4 separate regions of the Homo sapiens genome follow, and regions 1, 3 and 4 are each linked to region 2. A link is a contact called in ENCODE Hi-C or POLR2A ChIA-PET data. All regions are on one chromosome and are shown on one strand. Each heading gives the region's core, a stretch centred on a gene start or an enhancer-like site at or near the end of the contact. The rest is flanking DNA. Distances are from core to core; before and after follow the strand shown. Region 1 overlaps ERLIN1 (ER lipid raft associated 1). Region 2 holds the start of SLC25A28 (solute carrier family 25 member 28). Region 3 holds the start of NDUFB8 (NADH:ubiquinone oxidoreductase subunit B8). Region 4 holds the start of BLOC1S2 (biogenesis of lysosomal organelles complex 1 subunit 2).

What was found. A loop is a pair of places that touch in the nucleus more often than their neighbours do. ChIA-PET counts read pairs that join two places held with the same protein, here RNA polymerase II (POLR2A). Pooled maps may share reads with other maps.
Region 1: a pooled map shows a loop between it and region 2 (4-fold over the local background). The contact joins the enhancer-like site here to the promoter of SLC25A28 in region 2. A Hi-C loop is called at or near these places in 1 of 37 single-sample maps with no recorded cell type and 6 of 50 pooled maps. POLR2A ChIA-PET finds 5 or more read pairs at or near these places in 1 of 52 experiments (activated T-cell).
Region 3: a loop to region 2 is called in a map of ascending aorta, with 3 times the contacts of the local background. The contact joins the promoter of NDUFB8 here to the promoter of SLC25A28 in region 2. A Hi-C loop is called at or near these places in 3 of 168 maps with a recorded cell type or tissue (CD4-positive, alpha-beta memory T cell, ascending aorta and breast epithelium), 1 of 37 single-sample maps with no recorded cell type and 18 of 50 pooled maps.
Region 4: a map of ascending aorta shows a loop between it and region 2 (11-fold over the local background). The contact joins the promoter of BLOC1S2 here to the promoter of SLC25A28 in region 2. A Hi-C loop is called at or near these places in 1 of 168 maps with a recorded cell type or tissue (ascending aorta), 1 of 37 single-sample maps with no recorded cell type and 13 of 50 pooled maps.

What each region holds. Positions count from the first base shown.
Region 1 is chr10:100,166,316-100,169,015 of GRCh38, reverse strand. ERLIN1 (ER lipid raft associated 1) reads left to right here. Exons shown (of 11, transcript NM_006459.4): 7 at 1,610-1,668. Among named protein-coding and RNA genes, the nearest start is that of ERLIN1, 18 kb to the left of the region's middle. Within about 2 kb of position 1,340, at least 2 of the 41 ENCODE cell types and tissues checked have a DNase peak (open chromatin) inside an H3K27ac peak, as active enhancers do.
Region 2 is chr10:99,619,135-99,621,834 of GRCh38, reverse strand. It overlaps SLC25A28 (solute carrier family 25 member 28), which reads left to right and starts at 1,396. Exons shown (of 4, transcript NM_031212.4): 1 at 1,396-1,790. The coding sequence starts at 1,500. SLC25A28-DT (SLC25A28 divergent transcript) reads right to left here and starts at 990. Exons shown (of 1, transcript NR_186534.1): 1 at 1-990. RefSeq lists enhancers at 1-421, 422-1,004, 1,588-2,170 and silencers at 656-815, 1,546-1,705.
Region 3 is chr10:100,528,429-100,531,128 of GRCh38, reverse strand. It overlaps NDUFB8 (NADH:ubiquinone oxidoreductase subunit B8), which reads left to right and starts at 1,258. Exons shown (of 5, transcript NM_005004.4): 1 at 1,258-1,362; 2 at 1,623-1,749. The coding sequence starts at 1,278. RefSeq lists enhancers at 786-835, 969-1,551, 2,394-2,563.
Region 4 is chr10:100,285,303-100,288,002 of GRCh38, reverse strand. BLOC1S2 (biogenesis of lysosomal organelles complex 1 subunit 2) reads left to right here and starts at 1,323. Exons shown (of 5, transcript NM_173809.5): 1 at 1,323-1,398; 2 at 1,790-1,906. The coding sequence starts at 1,344. RefSeq lists a silencer at 1,207-1,406 and enhancers at 1,697-1,996, 1,582-2,089.

The sequences.
Region 1 (2,700 bases), core at 91-2,590, 550 kb before region 2:
CAGCAAAATAGGAGTCTTCAAAAGACAGTCCTGGCCGAGTGTGGTGGCTCACGCCTGTAATCCCAGCACTTTGGGAGGCCGAGGTGGTTGGATCACCTGAGTTCAGGAGTTCGAGACCAGCTTGACCAACACAGTGAAACCCTGTCTCTACTAAAAAACAATACAAAAATTAGTCGGGCTTGGTGGCGCATGCCTGTAATCCCAGCAACTAAGGAGGCTGAGGCAGAAGAATCGCTTGAACCTGGGAGGCGGAGGTTGCAGTGAACTGAGATTGCACCACCGCACTCCAGCCTGGGTAACAAGAGCAAAACTCCATCTCAAAAAAAAAAAAAAAAGTCCTACTTTACGCTTCTTTTAATAAGGCTAAAAAGATATGTGGCCAGTCTCTTAATTAAATGCAGTATGACAGTGCTTCCTTGAATCATATTAATCCATATTGGAAGTAATCTTATGTCTGCTAGTCACATGGTGAAATCTGACATCTCACAAAATCTGGTCCTGAATTTTTATTTGTCTTCTGCATGTCTCCACTGAGTTGTGAGGCCTCACATGTGTCACTGCCAGTGTGTTGTGAGTTTTTTCCACACAGCCTTCAGCTGCTTATTCCATTCCACTGTAATCCTTATATTTAGTTATGATTGTCCTCAAAATTACCTACAAATTTGACTCATCTATTTCATATAGGAAATGCTATATCGCTTAAAAGTTTTAAAAGCCTTTAAAGAAGACTAAGTGCTTAAAGGCTTTGTTATTCTTAAAAGGTTAGCCAGTTTTCAGAAGGAAAACTTCTTCAGACCAGCAAAGTGTTTTTTGTGTGTGTTTGCAGTATAGGTGGGGCGGCGGGGTATCGTATGTTTAGTAAAATCAAAAGCTTTTGAGAGATCAAGTCCTTGATGTAGAAAAGTCAGCCTTCAAAAAACAGTACTGTCCAGGTAGATAATCTTAATTGTGTCAAAGAACACTATGATTAGGGAAACAAAGTGTCTGGTAAACAGCCTCTACAAAGACAGACTTTGTTCTAAGTGAGAGTTAAGGAAGAAAGAATATAAGCTTTTAATTGATATTTGTTTTCCTTCAGCCAGTGGGCTGTTTACTTACAGCAAATACCAAGTGATTGCAGGGGTTGGAAGTGATAGATTAATTTACTCACTACTCACTGTATTAAATTGTATACACCAACCTGGGTTTTTTTGTTTGTTTTTGTATTTGACTAATTGTTTCTGACTTTACAATTTCAGTCTTGGAACTTTGCCTTCCCGGCTTCTTTGGTTTACAGGGTTGAAAAAGAAAGCAAAAGTATCTAACGACCTTTGTAAAACATCTTTTAAGTGAGAACCTTTTTCATAAGGCAGTTGTTTCCTCAGTGGGTAGATGGTTTTTCCTGTAATCTGGCATTGTGTAAGGAAATAAGAAGCAGCTTGTCTTTGATTCTTGGTGTGATGGCATGAAAAGTAAATGTTCTGGTGGGATCCCCAAACGTGTTAGTAGGCCGCTATATTATAGCTGTTGTTTATTAGATTAGTATCATTTGAGGGGCTTTTCTGTAGAAGATTTAATTTGAAGATTTATCTTTCAAATATACTTTGGCTTTTTCACTTTTATTTTTTAGGCTGTGCGTGTTACAAAACCCAAAATCCCAGAAGCCATAAGAAGAAATTTTGAGTTAATGTGAGTAATATGCATGGGATCCCAATATTTCTGTTTAGGGCTGTCTGCATATTAATATTCCAGTCTAGAGGAAACATGTGAGACAATACACTCTGGGGTGGAGTATGTGTCTTATCTTCTTTACTCTTACTCTAGTAATATTGCCTATTCTTGTGTCTTAATTCCCACTAGACTCTTACTAGTGTTCTCTTTATGTATGGACATTTCAGGAGCAGTTTCAGTGGCTAAAGATGCAGTTTGCTGTAAAACTATTGCTGGAAGCTTAAGGAGCTATAATTTTATATGAATAGTACCTTGAATTAAATATTTAATAGAGGAAAGAGTCCTGAAGCCGTTAGGGTTGAAGAGAGTGCTCATATTTTGTTTCTGTGTTGTAATGGTAGGAATAGATACCTTGTTGGTATAAAGTTTGGTTTTCCATTGTATGTGATTGTATATCTAAAATTAGACCTGGTTCTTTATAATGTGCCTCTAGGGAAGCCTTGCTTCTGTTGACTCCTGGTAGTCTTCTCTTTTATGTATCCAGGGCTGACTGGGAATGAGAAGACATGAAATTAGTTTCTGACAGGATCCCTTTTAGGGGAATACTTACTGTGTTTGAAATGGCAATATTGTTTTCGTATGACTGGTACTGAAAAGAAGAAATAAAAGTCTTTAGGAAATTTGGCTGATGTGTTAAAAGGGAAAGTATAAGACGCTGGAAAAATAAATTTGCACAAGTCAAGGATACCACAGATGTATAAATACTGGAAGTCCAAGGAGCAGTAATACTACTTTATGAGGTTGTTTACTTCTGAGTCCTTTTTGTTACCATGCAGATTTTTATTGTTTTTTTCTTCTTTTATATTTTCCTTTTCCCTCATACCTTCTCTGAGCTCATACAGAGTTTTATTTCTCTTTTTCTTAATTTTTTTTTTTTTGAGACAAGGTCTTGCTCTGTTGCCCAGACTGCAGTGCAGTGGCACAATCACGGCTCACTGCAGTCTCAACCTCCCAGGCTCAAGTGATTAAGCGATCCTCCCACCTCAGCCT
Region 2 (2,700 bases), core at 147-2,646:
AGTTTTTAAAAAGGAAGCCCAGAGAAGAGCTAAACTTTAGAAAGAAAAAAGGAAAACATCTTTCCTATCCAAGGAAAACCTATGAACAGATGGAGAAGTCCACAGTTGCATCATCTGGGTAAAACAGAGAAGACAGAGCTGGAAACCGCGGGCAGCTTGTGCCAACACGCTCGGGGAAGGCAAATGGAAGAAGACGCCCGTGCTCCCTAGAGCAGGAGGTCCTAAGGCCGGGAATCGCTGGCCTTGCCTCTCAGGACCCGGGCTGACCCGAGGGAGGGAGAAGCCCTCATCGCCAGGCGGGGGACCCATCAGCGCGCCGGCTCAGGGACAAAATACTGATGCTTCAGACTCGGCCAGGCCGTGCGTCCGAGCTTCCCCACAGCCGCCGCACTTCCCTGCTGCCTTTGGGATGCGGCCTCCAGCCCCGCCTCGCCACCGGCCGTCATCTGTGAATCATCCCGCCCATTTCGACATCTTCCTCCCCCGCCTTCGGCTCTTGGCCTGGCGCAGAGCCCAGTGACAGCCGGGGCCCGGGGAACCTCATTCATTCAACACTTGTTGGGTTTACTCTGCGAATGTGGATGCGAGGCTCAGTGCCGGGCGCTGGGGCCTGAGGAGCACCGAGTCCGGCCAGAGGGCCCAATACTCCAGACCCGACCAGAGTCTAGCGGGCCGCCGCGGTCCCCCCTGGAGGTGAGGCGGTTCCCAGCCCGCATGTCGCAACGGCTTCCCGGACAGGCTGCGGGTCGCGCCAGCCAGGGATGACCGGCCCAGGCCGGCCCCGCCTCACGCCCGCGACGAGATCCCGCGGGAACACGGCTCTCCGGGGCCAGGGCCGCCCGCTCTCCAGCCACGCGTCTCAGAATTTGAGGAGCGCACGGGAGCGCGGGTCGTAACGGCGCCCGTCAGCAGTTTGACGTTGAAGGCCTGTCGCCGCCCCGCCCCCGACGCGATCCCGCGCACAGGGACCGCAGCTCTGCAGGCGCTAGTGAGGGGCCCGAAGTCGGCCCCTAGAGTCCCTGGGCGCGTCGCTCTTTCTGTAGCCAATCGGGGACCGACGTGGTGCGGGCCAATGGCCGCGGTCAAAGTATCAAGAGTGGTTGAGCCTATCAAAGTTCAGCCTTAAGTTTCTCCCGCCCTTCTAAAAGTCAGAGGCGGGTTGATCGCACATGTCGGCCAATCAGTGACCAATAAACAAGAAGCTTCTAAGATCAAAGGGGAAAAGGTGGGATGTAGGCGCTAGCAACGCCTCAGGGCGGAGGAATGACAGGCGACTTCGCTAATACTACCGGCTGATTTTTCGTACGTAAGGAAAGGGGTGGGTCTAACTTGGCGTCTCCACCAATGGTTGCTTGGGGGGCGTGTCCGCGGGGCCAAGCGGGAGCCGGAGGCCCCGGGCTCTCTGGGCCGCGCCTGAGGCGGACACTACGGGGCCGGGGGGCGGCGGCGGCAGTGGTGGCAGCGGCGGCGGGGGTGGGCGCCGCAGCTGGCCCGGGTGGATGGAGTTGGAGGGGCGGGGTGCTGGCGGTGTGGCGGGGGGGCCGGCGGCAGGGCCCGGGCGGAGCCCCGGGGAGTCGGCGCTGCTGGACGGGTGGCTGCAGCGGGGCGTGGGCCGGGGGGCCGGCGGCGGGGAGGCCGGGGCCTGCAGGCCCCCGGTACGACAAGATCCGGACTCCGGCCCGGACTACGAGGCGCTGCCGGCTGGAGCCACTGTCACCACGCACATGGTGGCAGGCGCCGTGGCAGGGATCCTGGAGCACTGCGTGATGTACCCCATCGACTGCGTCAAGGTGAGACCTGCACCCGGCTTCGAACCCGACCTGGGGCTGACCCGACCCCTGGGTCTTGTCCGGAGCCAGGATCCCGGCTGAGAGCCGGAGCCGACATGGGTTCCTTCCTGGCTCCTGCCACTACCACATGATTCGAACCGACACTCCATTCAAGCAAGGTCCCAGCTGGGAGTTGATCCCAGTCAGGAACCAGGACCTATTTCTAACCGTCAGTGAAATCTGAATCGGGACTCAGGATCGAAAATCTGTCAGCCAAAGCCCTGGACCCCACCTGGGACTAAACAGGAATAGGGTGGGATGGGGTATCCCGAAGCTCAGGTAAGTGCTACTAACTCGATTAAGGTGAAGCCAACTGGCGTGAACCAGACCCTGAAATGGATCTAACGGCTTGAGATGTTTTCTGGGCTAGTGCTTTTACAAACTCCTTGCTGTATCTTCCCTTACTGACGGGGCAGGAACCCGAATCTGGGATCTCTCAGCTAGATAAAGGACTTACATGTTAAATCTTAACACATGAGTGATTGGAAATCATTGTGCAGTGAGAATGCAGAATTCCAGACTGGAAGTAATGTGGGAAAGATCGTATTCAGGAATAGGTTTCAGTTTCTCTGTGAAGCAAGCATGATACCCCACCTATTTCCTGAACATGAAAATTGAGCTGGGATTAGGACTGTATGTTCAGGGAGCACATCAGCCTCCAAACAAGAGAGATGAAACTGATAGCATATTTCTTTGGCCACCTGAAGTTGGCAAAAAGGGAGAAGTTGCCTAGAAAGGAAGTGTGACGGTATTAGAAAGTAGATGTAAGTATGAAGAAAATGGAAAGAGATCAACAAGAGGACACGATTCTTGTGAAAGTAAAACTAATTGCATTCACAACCAAGCAGGATGATTTATGTGTACTGAAGTC
Region 3 (2,700 bases), core at 9-2,508, 910 kb before region 2:
AAGTGCTGGGATTACAGGCGTGAGCCACCGCACCCGGCCTAAAAGGGTGAATTTATGGTATGTGAATAATATCTTAATAAAAATAAATAAATTAGATCAACTCTGTTTCTTGACCTAAATTGGATCAGGGTTTGCTATTGGTTGAATGCAGATGTTGTGCAATTATTCTGAACATCAACTAGTGATGTCATTTACAAGACAGCAAGTTGCTGTGTAGTCCTTCCCAAAATTTATATATTAAATAGTATATATCCATATTTGTTTACTTTTTATAACTTAAAAAAAAAGAGACGAAGTCTCACTATGTCACCCAGGCTGGTCTCAAACTCCTGGTCTCCAGCCATTCTCCAACCTAGGCCTCCCAAAGTGTTGGGATTACAGGTGTGAGCCACAGCTCCCAGCTTATATGCATTTTTATTGCTCTGATATATACTTGAGAATGTTTATAATAATAGGTTCTGCTCCAAAACAGTGGTCACCTGAAAAGTCACTGGAAATACGTGCATATTTATAATGTGTAAGTTATTCAAATCCCAAGTGAAAACATTCATATGCAAACATAATAATGTCTCCAATTCTTCTGTTGAGTTAGTTTGTTCATTATGGGCCGGTTTGTAATTTGTTTTATCCAAGTCCTACCAACTCTGAGGCTTTAAGCTGTCTCTGGAGAGCTGCCTCTGGTGATAAGTTTAATTTTACATTTGTTGGGTTGAGGTGACTGAGACATGCAGATGGAAACACGGACTGAAACTAAGGAGCCAATTCAGGGCCGAATTGTGTGTTGCACTGGCGTCTAAGTGAAGATCAACCCATTTGGAGAACAGAACAACAAGCAAGACCAACAGGTGAATTTGAAGAATGATCATGTTTGGGGATGGAAGGAAGTGCCCGTGAAGGAGAGGAAAGCAAGCAGCCAGAGAAGAGAGTAAGACAGGCTCATTTCACTAGTACAGCTCCTGGGGGAGGTGGTTAAGCTGTCTACCTGAGTTGCTCAGGTTCCGAGTTCCCATCATCCCTGGATGGGTCTAAGTCAGCTCAGGGAGAAAAAGGACACAACATTCTGAAATGTCAGAGACCTGCCTGGTTTTCCCTTCTTCCCGCTTATCCTTCCCAGCCTCTATCCAACCCTTGGCTTCCCAACTGCGTATTTAAACCCCGCCCCTGTTGAACCCTTCGGCTTTTCTTCACTCCCGGCTTCCTCCGTCACGTTTGGCCCGGCTCAGCCGCCGTGACAGGCCTTTGCGCATGTGCAGAAGGGAAACGTGAAGAAGGTGAAGATGGCGGTGGCCAGGGCCGGGGTCTTGGGAGTCCAGTGGCTGCAAAGGGCATCCCGGAACGTGATGCCGCTGGGCGCACGGACAGGTCCGCGAGAACGGGCGAGACCTCAGTGTGGGAAGGGGGTACCTGAAATTTGGTGTATCGGGAGGGGGGATCGTAGATGCCGCGGCGGCAGCCTCCGGGTAGGGAGTGGAGGTGGCGTTGATATATCCAGAAAATGGGGTGGAGGATCGCACTGATCCTGCGAAGTCCCGGGCTCGGACCTCTGCAGCCCCTGCGACTTGAAGCCTTCGGAGCGGCTGGAGAGCGGGCTCGCTTCTGACCTGTTCTCTTCTGCGTTCTAGCCTCCCACATGACCAAGGACATGTTCCCGGGGCCCTATCCTAGGACCCCAGAAGAACGGGCCGCCGCCGCCAAGAAGTATAATATGCGTGTGGAAGACTACGAACCTTACCCGGATGATGGCATGGGGTGAGACAGAGAGGGTATGCTCGCACCCAAGTAGTGATGGGAGAAGGCCGGCTGGGTTGGGTGGCTTGACTGTGACCCTTTTTCCCGAACCTTCTCGTGACCCCTCAGAGTCAATGGAGTGGGTGCTTTTCTCTGTGGAGGGAGGTGGGAGGGGGGTGGGTGAGCAGCTGCAGCTGAGAGGACTTCAATTTTCTCCTTGGCTCAGGCTGTTTCCTCAAATGAGGAAGCCGAGGTTTTAATGGCTCCCTCGAGGACCCCCGAATAGCAGGAGCCTTCCTTGGCTCTATCCAGAGCGTCGAGTTTCATTTAGATTGAGCATCTGCTGCGCTCAGGTGCTGTCATCCAGGCATGTGACCAGGCTGGAGCTGGACTCCTGTCATGAGAATCTTATTTGTAAACGGAGTACTCTATATTTGTGTGTATGTCTCTTTAAAAAAAATGTTTTTCTGTTAGTGCTGTGGAAATCGTAGCAACTATTAAGCAGATTAAACAGCCAGCCCCCTTACGTACTCCAGTTGATGTTATCCTATCCCTTCCACACTCTTCCGTATCCATACCCACATAACATCCCAATGGTTAATTATCTGAAGTGATTATCATCGCCTTTATTTCCTGTCCTAATGTCACTCTTTCAATCTTGGTTTCAGCAACTTCTATTCTTCTTGTTATACACTCATTTTCTGTAGCATATGTCTAGTTGTCATCATTTCCTGTTTTTTCTTATGTTGTGGACAAGAGCAGCCTTGTTCGAAGCCAGTGTCAGATGAACCTGGATTTGTTGGGGAAAACCCAGCTTAGCAAGAGGTCCCATGAGGTGTTTGAGACGCAGAGATGAATGCCAACTGGGTGGTCAAGAACACAGTTATTACGAGAAGAGTGCTTTTCTAATCTGTACCCTTTTTGTTTTTATTCCAATTAGCTGGGTGACTTTGGATTCAGACTCTAAACTTT
Region 4 (2,700 bases), core at 74-2,573, 670 kb before region 2:
TTCTAGGCCTAGCACAGTGACTCACGCTTGTAATCCCAGCACTTTGGGAGGCTATGTTGGGTGGATCACTTGAGGCCAGAAGTTCCAGACAAGCCTGGGCAAAATGCTGAAATCCTGTCTTTAATAAAAATACAAACAAATTAGCCAGGTGTGGTGGCGCGTGCCTGTTATCCCAGCTACTTGGGAGGCTGAGGCATGAGAATCGTTTGAACTCGGGAGGTGGAGGTTGCAGTGAGCTGAGCCGAGATCACGTTACTGTACTCCAGCCTGGGTGACAGAGCGAGACTCTGTTTCAAAAAAAAGAACTTCTGGCTCGCAGGAATGGCTTGAAATAGTGGCTACTATGGTTGCACCATAGGAAAAGTGGGGACAGGTGACAAGTGAGACTCAGTCCTCAGGGTGGAGACAGTCAGGGTAGGAGGGCTGGGGATAAGGGGTAGCTGGCGTGTGTGTGTATGTACTGGCATCGGGGTGGGGTGAGAGGGTGCAGAGGGAGGATAACCAGGGATAAGAAAAGAAACTACCAAGATTTTGGGTGTCCAGGAGCCTGCCTGAGGCCTGCTGAATATCTCCTATCCCTTCTTCTGTGGCCTTTATCCCTCCTCATTTTGCACCTTCAATTGCTCCCCAGTCACTTCTTCTCATCCATCTCTTTCACTCACTCCTGTTCTCCCATCCCATTAAGTACTCTGTACACCTAGGAGGCTTGTGAAACAGCTTAAATGCAATTAAGATAACCAGAGTGTATCCTCAGCCCTAAAAAAGTTACAGTCTAAGCTTTCTTCAAGGAAGGCTGTATCAACTGAAGAGAAGTAGATGCCTGCCTGCAGTTTAAGAAATAGGGGCCAGTGAGTTGGTGTTAACTCAGGACATTGGGAGGGACAGTATTTAGGACCAGGGATCAATGCCTGAAGGTTTCCCAAAGTGTGGACGAGACAACCTGTAAAACTTTGGATTCCCTGAGCAATCTTTTGATGACTAACTCCAGTGCGGAGTGTCAGGAGAGCGGGCAATCCGTCTTCAGTGGTTTTGGTCAGCAGGCCACAAACAGGGTTGACTATTCCCAGACGGGTCGTGAGTGGTACAAGATGAGTGATCCCTCCAGGGTGTGACTGTAGGGATGAGCTCGCCCTCAGTCCCAGACGTCGCGACTGTTGGCAGTGGATCAATTCACAACAGCCTGGCGTAGCTTCAATTTCGGCTCCGGAATCGCCCTTTGCTGTGTCATAGACCTGAGGCTGGACTGGACCGCTAGGCGCAGGACTGCAGGGCCGGCCGGGTGGGCGGGGCACACCCAGTGCGCATGCGCAGCACCCCGGCCCGGAAACAGCGCGGGGTCCGCTATGGCGGCGGCAGCCGAGGGCGTACTGGCGACCCGGAGTGATGAGCCCGCCCGAGGTACCCGGAATGGATGGGGAGGAAGCGTCCGGTGGGGGGCCTGGGGCTCCGTCTCGGGTGGGCGAGGTTGAGTGTGTGGTGGCTCACCTGGCAGGAACGGGCTGGTGAGAGGAGTGCACTTGTCGCTGCGCGCGAGTGTTTGTCCTGTCAGGGTGACTGGGATGGTGCCAGGATGAGCGGGGGTGCCGGGTATGGGCGAGGGGCGGTGCGAGGGAGGCGAGTTGATGTGTCAGATGGGCAGGGACGCAGTGAAGGACTTGAAATTATGGCAGATGGAGAATGGAGCCGACTTGATGGAATGAAGGCAAGTGGAGGGATGTCGGAACAGGCTGCTTTGGCTGGATTAGCACCGGGTGTAGGCGGGACACTTAGTCATTCTCCCTTGGCCCAGACGATGCCGCCGTGGAGACAGCTGAGGAAGCAAAGGAGCCTGCTGAAGCTGACATCACTGAGCTCTGCCGGGACATGTTCTCCAAAATGGCCACTTACCTGACTGGGGAACTGACGGGTGAGGCGGGGTCTGGGTTGATTCGGGTGCGGTTTGGCCCAGGAGGCCTGGGAGATGGTTAGCAGCATCAGTCTGCAGCTCCCTTCCTACCCTGCATGCCCTGAGACAGGCCTGTTGGAAGTTGGGGGAGGCCATGAATGGGAGAGAAAGAAAATACAACTCTGCAGGCCTCTGTAACATAGACTAATGAGAAAACAATAACAAAAAAGAGTTCATATCCAGCAACAGTAATCAAGAAGTGCTTCCTTGGGGAAAGTGTATTTTGAGCAGGGTTGTGAAGGGAATTATTGGTGGAAAAGGGGGAGATGATACAACTAGCGAATGAGGTGGTATGTGCAAGCAGTGTGTTTGGCTAAAGCAGAAGATGTGTTTACCGGGATAAAGAGAAATGAAATTGAGGAACGGGGAGTGACCTGCAGATTTAGGGACCTATTAGTTTGGTCTGAGGATTTGATAACCCATCCTTTGGGACATGACTAGTGTTTGATCGTTTCCAAGTGGACACATGACCTATGTGTGGAGGAGGATCAGAAAGTGAAGTATGGGCAGGGCGCGGTGGCTCATGCCTTTAATCCCAGAGGCCGAGGCTGGTGGATCACTTGAGGTCAGGAGTTTGAGACCAGCCTGGGCAAAATGGCGAAATCCTGTCTCCACTAAAAATACAAAAATTAGCCGGCCGTGGTGGCGGGCGCCTGTAATCCCAGCTACTGGGGAGACTGGGGCAGGAGAATCGCTTGAACCCAGGAGGTGGAGGTTGCAGGTTGCAGTGGACTGAGATCACACCACTTGCACTC